Linked DNA regions of Homo sapiens: region 1 is linked to region 2. A link is a contact called in ENCODE Hi-C or POLR2A ChIA-PET data. All regions are on one chromosome and are shown on one strand. Each heading gives the region's core, a stretch centred on a gene start or an enhancer-like site at or near the end of the contact. The rest is flanking DNA. Distances are from core to core; before and after follow the strand shown.

Region 1 (5,314 bases), core at 2,516-5,015, 150 kb before region 2:
TTACAAATGTGACATCCTTGAAATGGAACTCCTCTTTGGAGTGTGGAAGCCCAGTCATGCACAACCCACTTGGAGCAGGAAGGAAATTGTATTTGAGGATGTTAAAGTCAAGCTAACTTTTATTAAAATTGCCACAGGAGGCCATTCATCCCCACTTCACTTATCCCACTTCAAAGCCTACTTCCCATCACTCAGATGTTTACTTATGGAGTGATTAAGTTTTCTTTTATCTTTTCTATGCTTTCATCAGATGCTCTTTTTCTCTTTTTTGCTTAGAAAAGGCAGATTTTTTCAGCCTAATGTCAATATGTCAAACATTAAGTATTCATTCCCTTGCAATGCACAGTGTTTATACTTACATACCCTATTATAACAAATGTAATATTATTTAATTATGCAGCAAACTTACACATAATTGGTGAACAGGTCTAAAGAATACTCTATACAGGAAGCATAGAGTATTCAGCTTAGCTGAGGCCTTTGTTAAACAATATGCAAAGTTGCAGGTGCCACATTAGGGAATTTTGGGGGAAAGGAAATGCAAACTTATTTGGCAGGAAAACAAGAGAAATGATTATATCTCACAGCACTTTCAAGCTGGACACATTTACATGCCTCTGTCACATCACCCAGAAGCTGTGGTGTTGAGGGCTGAGGCAGGAGATCCTTTTGCCACAGGAAAAAGGATGAAACGAGAGACATTGTGAAAGGTTGCCCCAAAGTCTTAAGGCTCCCTGAAACCTTGGGTTTTTTGAACACCATTGTCCAATCTGTTGAAGGTTAAATAATACGTTGTTCAAAATTGCATAGGTAAAGCGCAGAATGGCCAAAGGGTCAGAACTACAGCAATAGGTAGGTCCCATTCTCTGCCTTTTCATTCTTCAGTCTTCGGAAATGCCACAGAGGCCAAGTGGCACTAGGTGCAGCTGGGAATCAAGATCTGTTTATCTGTACCTTAAATAGGTCAAAGTGAACCTTTTGGAAATATTGTTTTGGTAAATAAAAATTCCTGGTCGTGCTAACTGTGGCTATTTCGACCTGTTTCTTTCAGATACCATTGTTCTTATCGCTTCAATAGCAGTTGTTTCTGCAAAAACTCAGGGTAATATTTTTGCCACGTCTGCACTCAGAAGTCTCCGTTTCCTACAGATCCTCCGCATGGTGCGCATGGACCGAAGGGGAGGCACTTGGAAATTACTGGGTTCAGTGGTTTATGCTCACAGCAAGGTAAGATTTGCTCTCTGAATTTAAAAACACAATTTTTGAAACTTTTTCATTGATCGCTGTAATAGTTAATAAACCTGTCACAAGAAAACTTAGTCATTGCAGAAAATGGTTAAAACAATTTTGGGACATGATGTACAATGGATTATTTAAGAGCCATCATAAACATCCAAGAAGTAGTAAAGTGAATAGAATCCTCATAGAATTCTTTTTTCCTTTTTCAAAGATTTCCCACCTCTAAAAATCTTTCATTCCTTTTATATCTAGGAATTAATCACAGCTTGGTACATAGGATTTTTGGTTCTTATTTTTTCGTCTTTCCTTGTCTATCTGGTGGAAAAGGATGCCAATAAAGAGTTTTCTACATATGCAGATGCTCTCTGGTGGGGCACAGTAAGTATAAAAATACATTTTTTATTTATTGGATGTTGTGAATTGTTTTTTTTTAATACAACGTAATGGTTCCTATGGATGGTTTCAATAAAAATATTAAATTGCGAAAGAGAGTTATATGGAAAATAAATACTACTTATTATTGTCTAAAGGCTTTCCACATCTTTTTAGGCCAACTAAGTTGTCTTGTAAACCATCATTAATATTTCTTGAGTGCTAGATTGTTGCCAAAATTAAAAATATATAAAATATATAAATATATATCATTTTTAAAATGGTGATTAAAACATTGATAGTTTGTTTATTTGTTTTAACTTTGTGGAGCACAAATTTAAATGATCAATTGTTGCATTGATTTTCCGCTCTTCAAAAGTTTATCTGGGGTTAAAAAATGAATGGAAGCTGTGAATAAAATTGCAGCACAAAGAAATGAAAAAGAAGACTGGTAACCATCTGTGAGATCAGAGATTATAGTCACCTAATTTCAAAACTTTCCTCTCAAAACCTACTTTTTCTTTATATTATTAAAGAATAATTTTCCAAATAAATAAAGTAAAATCATGATTCTTACATAGAAAGAAAATTAACACATGCTAAACATTCATTTAACTCATTTTAAAAGTTTAAGTCATTATTAATGAAGAAACCAGTAAGATGTTAAAACCAGTTCAAAGCACTATCCAAAGGACAGAAACATTTAAAGATCAGGAATATTGAAATCAATGTGCAAATAGAGGCAAAACTGGCTCCTTCCACAGTGTGGGAGGGAAGTCAGTTCAACCTCCACTAGGCAGAATTTATTTACATGTCCATAGGCAAGAATTATTTTGCATTGCTACCAGTTATCAACAACTTACAGAGTTGTAAAATAGCTCAAAGGCTATGAAAAGAGCAGAGCCCCATAAAATCAGAATCCAAAAACCTGGAAGGGTGTACTCTGAACAACGCATAGTTTTCCACTGAAGCAAAAATTTTCCCTGCATTGTAAAGAATTTATGAAACAGTCATTGGAGCTATGCCGTAATAAGAATGACATGGGATATAGGAGTGCTTTATGCAATGTATAAATTACATTTCTTTTTATTTTATTCCTTTAAGGTATTCCAAAGGGGAGTTATATGAAAATAATCATAGCCAAACATGGTGGCTCACGCCTGTAATCCAAGCACTTTGGGAGGCTAAGGCGGGCCAGTTGCTTGAGCTCAGGCATTTGAGACCAGCCTGGGCAACATGGCAAGACCCCATCCCTACAAAAAATACAAAAATTAGCCAGGTGTGGTGGCACACTCCTGTAGTTCCAGCTACCTGGGAGGCTGAGGTGGCAGAATCACTTAAGCCTGGCAGGTAGATTATAAATGCTTGTCTAAAGAATGTCCATATCGTTTTGGTTCAAAAAACCCCGTGAGTTCTCTTTTAAACCACCCTTAGTATTTCTTGAGTTCTAGATTGTTGCCAAAATAAAAATATATCATTTTCTTAAGCTGTGATTTAAACAATGATAGGCTTTTTATTTGTTTGTTTAGTGAAGCACAGAGTTACCAATTGTTGCATTGTTCCACTAGTCATCAAAAGCTCATCAGCAAGACCCAGAACATTTGTCAGAGAGGGGGAAAATTTGTTAGGGCTGTATTTAGCAGAACTTGTTGTATTTGTTGATTGCATAGCAGCAATAAAATGAATAAAAATGAGAAATACATTCACCTAAAGATTCGAATTTTTTTCTTAAGTTATCTAAGTAAATGTCTACAAGATTATGCCATTGGTTTCAAAGGATTCCGTTGGTTTAATAATGTGGTTTCCGGCTGCTCTTCACTATTCACAAGCAATAATGGGCATTTCGAAAAAGAGTGGAAGCTTGAAAGAGAGCAGTCATCTGACACTCTTAAAATACTTTTTATATGTAGAGAGCAAATGAAAATCTGTGACTCATGATGGGATAAACTGTAAACTGAGAAAACAGGAGGCTTTTCTTGCCAGCAAGGGGAAGACAGTTTATCATCCCAGCCTTCAAAGCAATGGTTTGAATTCAAGTTTAATTTTTGCTTCTCTTGGATAATTCTAATGTATTTGACTTACTGAGGCACCCAGGTGCCCCTTTTGCCACTGAGATGCAGTTGTTGGTGAGTTTAGCCTGGGAGCTCATTATCTTTCTTTTTATTAGTCTTCCATTTCTCCTTATTACAAAAAAGAATTGCTGTATTGTGTGTTAAACAGTGTGTGGGAAACTCTTAATATACCTCTCAGTTAGTCATCAGTTTGTTTCTTTTGCCAGAATAACCCACACGGTAGGTTTTCAAAGGTCATATCTGTGACTTTCAGGGGAAGAAACATTTTCATTGATTTGCCTTTCAGTTCTGCTAATTTGACTGACATTTAACCCGTACTTAACAGGTTCCTGAATGGCCTAATTATGTTTCTATTTTTAAAAAAAATCTAGTCTTGAATATGAGAGTAAAAATTTTATAAGAGATCAAACTTCGAAGAATTTTTTAAGGCCTTATTGGTCCGTAGCAGGTTTGTTGATATTAACTGACTCATTAATGAAATTGTCTGAATCCTAAAAAGACAGAAGAAGCAAACAAACAAGAGAGCTCATTGTTTCTATTCATTTTAAGAAGAACATATACTAGATTCCTAGTGGGAAATAAAATAAATTTAGACTATTATACCTTTTATTTATACATTAATCAAGACCTTAGTGAAAATTATGGTTGGGTATTTCTTAGTTAAAATTGCGCATGTTGCACCTAATGGAAACCTTAATAACTATGGAAGTATCCAGAATAAATAGGGAAATGATAGCATCCTAAATGAGAGTATTTCTAAGTGTTACACTTTGATGAAAAAAGGAAATCCCCTATATTAAAAGATCCCACAGTATCAACATTAAGTATCAAAATATAGGTTTTGTTCCACAGATACGCTGTGCCAGTGAATTTTCAATACTAACTCTGGAACTCCTTCCATTAAGATAGTGAGATCTGTCCCCTAGATCAACATTTGGAGGGATATCATGGTGGGATCAGTGCTGCCCAAAAAACTTTGATCCCTGAAAGCAGTTTCATATTAGTGAATAGCAATACCTAGTTCATTGAGTAAGTGAAATAGATATAAAAGACCTGGTACCAAGAACATAGCAAGTGCCCAATCAAATATGAGAGCTATTGTTGGTGTAGACATCATTGCTGTGGAAGTTAAATGAAAGCACCTTTAATACAAAAGGAACAAAAAAAGAGCTATGTGTTTTGATGCAGACCCACAGTTTGAACACAGAAGAGGCTTGGGAATTGGAGGTTGTGATGAAAAGATGTCCTGGGTTCTGATGTGGCAACTAAAGTTGCATTGATGGCAGAAAATGGAAGAGGGAAGTAGCTCTAGTAGCTGAGGCACTGAGAGTTGCTGGAAAAGGGGATCTTCTGATTGTTGGATAGAGCTCCATTTATTATCATTTTCTATTGTTATTTTTCTCATTTTTGGTTGTTCCAGATTTATTCTGAAATAATTTAAGAATGGGTTTCCCTGGAGTTATTTTCTGTTATTAAATCCTTCCTGTTTTGTGGGAGTGATTTTTCTCTTTTTGATCTGCTTTAGATTTATTTTGAAATAACTTAAGATCAGGTTTTCCTGCACTCCAGCCTGGGTGCTTGAGTGAGACCCTGCCTCAAAGACTCCCTTGGGGAGAATTATACCGTGCCAC
Region 2 (5,589 bases), core at 156-2,655:
GCTCAAGAGATCCTCCCGGCTCAGCCTCCAAAGCACTGGGATTATGGGCATGAGACACTGCACCCGGCCTGATTGTAGAGTTTTTAAAAAGCAGGAAAATGTTAATGAATATGCACTCAAATGAAATATAGGTTCTATTGCATCCTACATGAGTTTCTCAAGATTCCTTATACTTAAACAAATAGATAATCTATGAGAAATTGGCAGCTTCAAATTTATAGGTTTCATTTAGCATGGCTTCTCCACTTCCCAAGTCATAAATCTATTTCTTATTCAGTGGCTCTATCACTCTGTCAATCTCTGGCTCACAGTTGCAGTTTTTCAACTCCCAGATGATGTCAAAATATAGAAGAATAGAACCCTGTTTAGTGCTGATGGACATTAACTTCTAACATCAATTTAACTCCAGGTGATTAGTTTAGACTAATCGTGATAATCTCATTCCCCTTGCCAGTGATTGCTTTAGGAAATGGCACATGTCCCAATTTTGAAATGAAGTAAAACCTAAAGGAGGCTTCCAGCAGAGGTTGTCTCATTTCTGAAAAGAGACACAAAAAAGGACTCATATCTTCTTTCTTTCTCCTGGTGTTTATAACAGGATATGATTTTGGAAACGGCTACAAGTATTTTGCTACCAACCCGAAGAGGAAGCCAACACGGGTGGAAGGGAGCCCTTGGCATAATATGCCTGGAATGTCTGCTATTGGCACTAATACAGTGCTTTATTAGCATCCAACTAGACAAGTGTTTCCTGTTATTTGCTGTTCAAATCATGCTACATGATTCTGGTCCCTTTTACATACTTCTCTCATTTTGATTGATTGAGCCCAGCAATGTTCCACTTTCCAAAGAGGGAGAATGAACTGTAGGTAACCAATGTTTTATCACATAAAACCTCAAGATTGAAAAACACAAAGTATGTCTTTATTATTTTCATTTATAGCACTTTCCAAGTCATATAATATTAAGCATCAAAGAATTTATAATAAAAATGTGTATGCTCTATTGAGTACCAAAATACTAATACTATAGAAAAATCCTGACCACTCCATCTGGTAGCCAACAATAAATAAATAAGAAGAGAAGAATTCCTATTTATACTTTAAAAATCAAAGCCCTTCAGTTGGAATTATCTTGCTGTGTATCTTGCTCTCAGGCTGGAGTGCAGTGGTGTGATCATAGCTCACAGCAGCCTCAAACTCCTGGGCTCAAGTTATTCTCCCAGCTCAGCCTCCCGAGTAGCCAGGACTATAGGTGCAACCACCACACTTGGCTAATTTTTTATTTTTTATTTTTGTAGAGACAAGGTCTCACCATCTTCTCAGGCTGATCTCAAACTCCCAGGCTCAAGCAATCCCCCTTCCTGTGCCTCCCAAATTGCTGGGATTACACATGTGAGCCACTCTGCCTGACCTCAAATGGATTTTTAAATGGTTTGCTTGTTTATCACAATGATTACTCATTCACTGATTGAGTAATCTGCCTTTCCACATTAATCTGAATCATCTTATCAAATATTAAATTTTTATGCATATATGTGGGGGTATATTTGGTTTTCTATTCTATTCCATTGATTTGTCTTTCCATTCATGCATTAATAAAACACAGCCTTTTATTTACTGAAGTTTTGTACTATTTAGGACATAGATAGGACTAATGCTTTTCCTTTTTTTTCTTTTTTTTAAATTTTACTTTAAATTCTGGGCTACATGTGCAGAATGTGCAGGTTTGTTACATAGTATACATGTGCCATAGTGGTTTGCTGCACCCATAAACCCCTTATCTAGGTTTTAAGCCCTGTATACATTCAGTATTTGTGCTGATGCTCTCCCTCCCCTTGCTCATCACCCCCGGCAGGCCCAGGTGTGTGATGCTCACCTCCCTGTGTCCATGTGTTCTCACTGTTCAACTCCCACTTATCAGTGAGAACATGCAGTATTTGGTTCTGTTCCTGTGTTAGTTTGCTGAGAACAATGGCTCCCAGCTTCATCCATGTCCCTACAAAGGACAGGAATTCCTTCTTTTTTATGGCTGCATAGTATTCCATGGTGTATATGTACCACATTTTCTTTATCCAGTCTATCATTGATGGGCATTTGGGTTAGTTCCAAGTCTTTGCTATTGTAAATAGTGCTGCAATAAATACATGTGTGCATGTGTCTTTATAATAGAATGATTTATAATCCTTTGGGTATATACCCAGTAATGGGATTGCTGGGTCAAATGGTATTTCTGGCTCTAGATCCTTGAGGAATCACCACACTGTCTTCCACAATTTCTCATGCCTGTTTTTTGTATAGGTTGTGGTTTAGAAATTTTTTTTTTTTTTTTTTTTGAGATGGACTGTCACACTTGTTGTCCAGGCTGGAGTACACTGGCGCGATCTCAGCTCACTACAACCTCTGCCTCCCGGGTTCAAGCAATTCTCTTACCTCAGCCTCCCGAGTAGCTGGGATTACAGACGTACACCACCACACCCAGCTAATTTTTGTATTTTTAGTAGAAACGAGGTTTCACCGTGTTGGCCAGGCTGGTCTCAAACTCCTCACCTCAGGTGATCAAACCACCTCGGCCTCCCACAGTGCTGGGATTACAGGTGTGAGCTACTGCGCCCAGCCAGGAATCATTTTTACATGGCTCTAAAAAATCAAAAAACAAATTATTTTTTCTTACACATAAAATTATGTACAATTCATTTTGTGTTTATAAATAAAGTTATATTGGGACAGTGCAGTACCATTCAGTTATGTATTCCCTCTGACTAATTTTGCACTGTAATCATTGAGTGAGTAGTTTCGACAGAGACTGCATGACACAGAACGTAAAATATTTACTATCTGGCACTTTATAGAAAAAGCTTGCCTGACTGTTGCTCTGAATCACCAGGAAGAGCTAATTTACTTTGAATACACTATGATATCTATAAAAAAAATTTCCAACAAAATCATCACTTAAGGATACAATTTTTTTTCTTTTTTTTTTTTTTTTTTGAGAAAGAATTTTGCTCTGTTGCCCAGGCTGGAGTGCAATGGCGCAATGTCAGCTCACTGCAACCTCCACCTCCACCTCCTGGGATCAAGCAATTCTCCTGCCTCAGCCTCTCGAGTAGCTGGGATTACACCACGCCCAGCAAATTTTTGTATTTTTAGTACAGACAAGGTTTCACCATGTTGGCCAGGCTTGTCTCAAACTCCTGACCTCAGGTGATCAATCTGCCTTGGCCTCCCAAAGTCCTAGGATTACAGGTGTGAGCCACCTTGCCCAGCGGATACAATTTAATTTAAATTTTTTTTGTCATAGAACTGTGTACTTCCTTCAGTGCAAAATAGCTGAATCTATGACTTTAGTATAGTTGCAACTCACTAAAAAGTGATTTCCTCACGTCCAAAATAGAATGAAAAGACATTAAAACATTTCTGATTGATACGTTTATATTTTCCAGTGTACATTCAGTGATACTTAATAAATTAAGACAGGACTGAAACTTCACATGGGCTAGCTATAAAAGTTTTCCATCTAGTGGGCCAATGATTGGCCTTATATATTACCTATAGTATTTTTCTCTACTATAGGTTCTCTGATTCAACATTAAGTCTAGTGTCCTTGATCATAATTTTTTATTTTATTATATGTATTGGATTTCTCCCCAGTGTATTTCTCAGGTTTGACAGAAATATCACTGCAGGCCAGGCACAGTGGTTCACACATGTAATCCCAGCACTTTGGGAGGCCAAGGGGGACAGATCACTTGAGCTCAGGAGTTTAAGACCAGCCTGGCCAACATGGTGAAACCCCTTGTCTAAAAAAATTATAAAAATTATACGCATGGTGGTGTGCAACTGTAATCCCAACTACTCAGGAGGCTGAGGTGGGAGGATAACTGCAGCCCAAGAGTTTGAGGCTGCTGTGAGCTATGATCATACCACTGCACTCCAGCCTGGGTGACAGAGGTTCTGTCTCCAAAAAAAAAAATTAAATTACATTAAAATATATACATAATAAAAATAATAAAAACCCATTTGACCCATACCTAACAACCTAAATCAAATCACATCTCAGGAATACATTTAAATAATATTATTTAAATGTAAAAAAGAAAACCCAAACCATGCCAGAGGAAACCACTACCAAATATTTTATAGTCATGGGATGAGGAGGGCATTCCTAAGAACTAAACAAAATCCAGAGGCAATAAACATAAAAAGATTCATGAATTCACCTCATAGACATTAAAAATATCTACATAGCAAATACCACCCAAACAATGTAAAAAACAAAGGACACACTGGAAAGAAGTATTTGTGGCTTATTTTACAAACAACACACTAATATTTATAATATATCAAGAGGTACTACAAATCAATAACAACCTAATGGACAACAGCCTAAATAGACAGGTCACAGAAAGTGCAATATAAATTGTGTATACATATGAATGAAAAGGCATTGGAAAACACATATGGGAATCCAATAAGAAGATATTCAGTGCCACTTGTAATAAGATAAACGCAAATTAAAGCAGCACTAGGAAACCATTTTTCATCTATCAATAAGACTGACAAAAATTAAAAATATTTGATACTCATTATTGGTGAGAGTGTAAGGAAATAGATACTCATACACATGTGGTAGAAGTATAAACTGTCAACAATTAGGAAGGAAACTTGGCTATATCCATTAATGCACTTTTAGCAATTTATCCCACAAATATATTCACACATGTGCAAAATGACATATACACATTGCAGTACTGCAGTATTGTTTGTTACAACATAAGGTTGGAAATAACCTAAAAGTCCATCAATATGGAATGGGTTGAATGCTATATCCATACAATGGAACACTATATAGCTATAAGAAATTATGAGAAAGTGTTTCTGCTCTAAAATGCAACCCTCTGCCAGACCTATTGTTAAGTTTTTAAAAAGGCAAGGTGCTAAAGAGTATATTGTATGATGCAATCTGAATATAAAAAAGAAGACATTGTATATGCGTATTTATCTGAGAACCAAGGGTATACAAGGAATTAGAAACAGATTTCCTACAAGAAATGATACTGTATAGCTGAAGGACAGGACTTGGAGGGTATCTTTTTCACTAAAAGCATTTTTTGAATTTTGAACCCAATAAAGAAATTATCTATTCAAAAAACAAAATTTTACGTTTAAATGAAAATGACATAGCTGATATTCAATTATTGGTTCAGTACAATAAAGAGTAGTTCCACATACAGAACATATCTTAAGGCTTCAGAGGACATTCTCTATGGGAAAATAAATATTGACCCTATTGAACAGGAAATATGGTAGCAAAACACACACACACACAAATCCATTTAGCATCATTCTTGGTTTTTTGGTGTTTTTTTGCTTTGTTTTGTTTGTTTTTGAGATGGAGTCTCACTGTATCGCCCAGGCTGAAGTGCAGTAGCATGATCTTGGCTCACTGCAACCTCTGCTTCCCAGGTTCAACTGTTTCTCATGCCTCAGCCTCCTAAATAGCTAAGATTACAGGCATACGCCACCACACCCAGCTAATTTTTGTATTTTTCATAGAGACAGGGTTTTACCATGTTGGCCAGGGTGGTCT

The links. A loop is a pair of places that touch in the nucleus more often than their neighbours do. ChIA-PET counts read pairs that join two places held with the same protein, here RNA polymerase II (POLR2A).
Region 1: a loop to region 2 is called in a map of PC-3, with 8 times the contacts of the local background. The contact joins two enhancer-like sites. A Hi-C loop is called at or near these places in 1 of 168 maps with a recorded cell type or tissue (PC-3). POLR2A ChIA-PET finds 5 or more read pairs at or near these places in 1 of 52 experiments (BJ).

Annotation. Positions count from the first base shown.
Region 1 is chr6:73,076,271-73,081,584 of GRCh38, forward strand. It overlaps KCNQ5 (potassium voltage-gated channel subfamily Q member 5), which reads left to right. Exons shown (of 14, transcript NM_019842.4): 4 at 1,052-1,227; 5 at 1,492-1,617. Among named protein-coding and RNA genes, the nearest start is that of KCNQ5-AS1, 65 kb to the right of the region's middle. RefSeq lists an enhancer at 1-733. Within about 2 kb of position 3,766, at least 4 of the 41 ENCODE cell types and tissues checked have a DNase peak (open chromatin) inside an H3K27ac peak, as active enhancers do; they include PC-3, where a contact is called at or near this core.
Region 2 is chr6:73,233,511-73,239,099 of GRCh38, forward strand. The region is part of intron 4 of LOC122539213 (KHDC1-KHDC1L); the gene reads right to left. Among named protein-coding and RNA genes, the nearest start is that of KHDC1L, 11 kb to the left of the region's middle. Within about 2 kb of position 1,406, at least 2 of the 41 ENCODE cell types and tissues checked have a DNase peak (open chromatin) inside an H3K27ac peak, as active enhancers do; they include PC-3, where a contact is called at or near this core.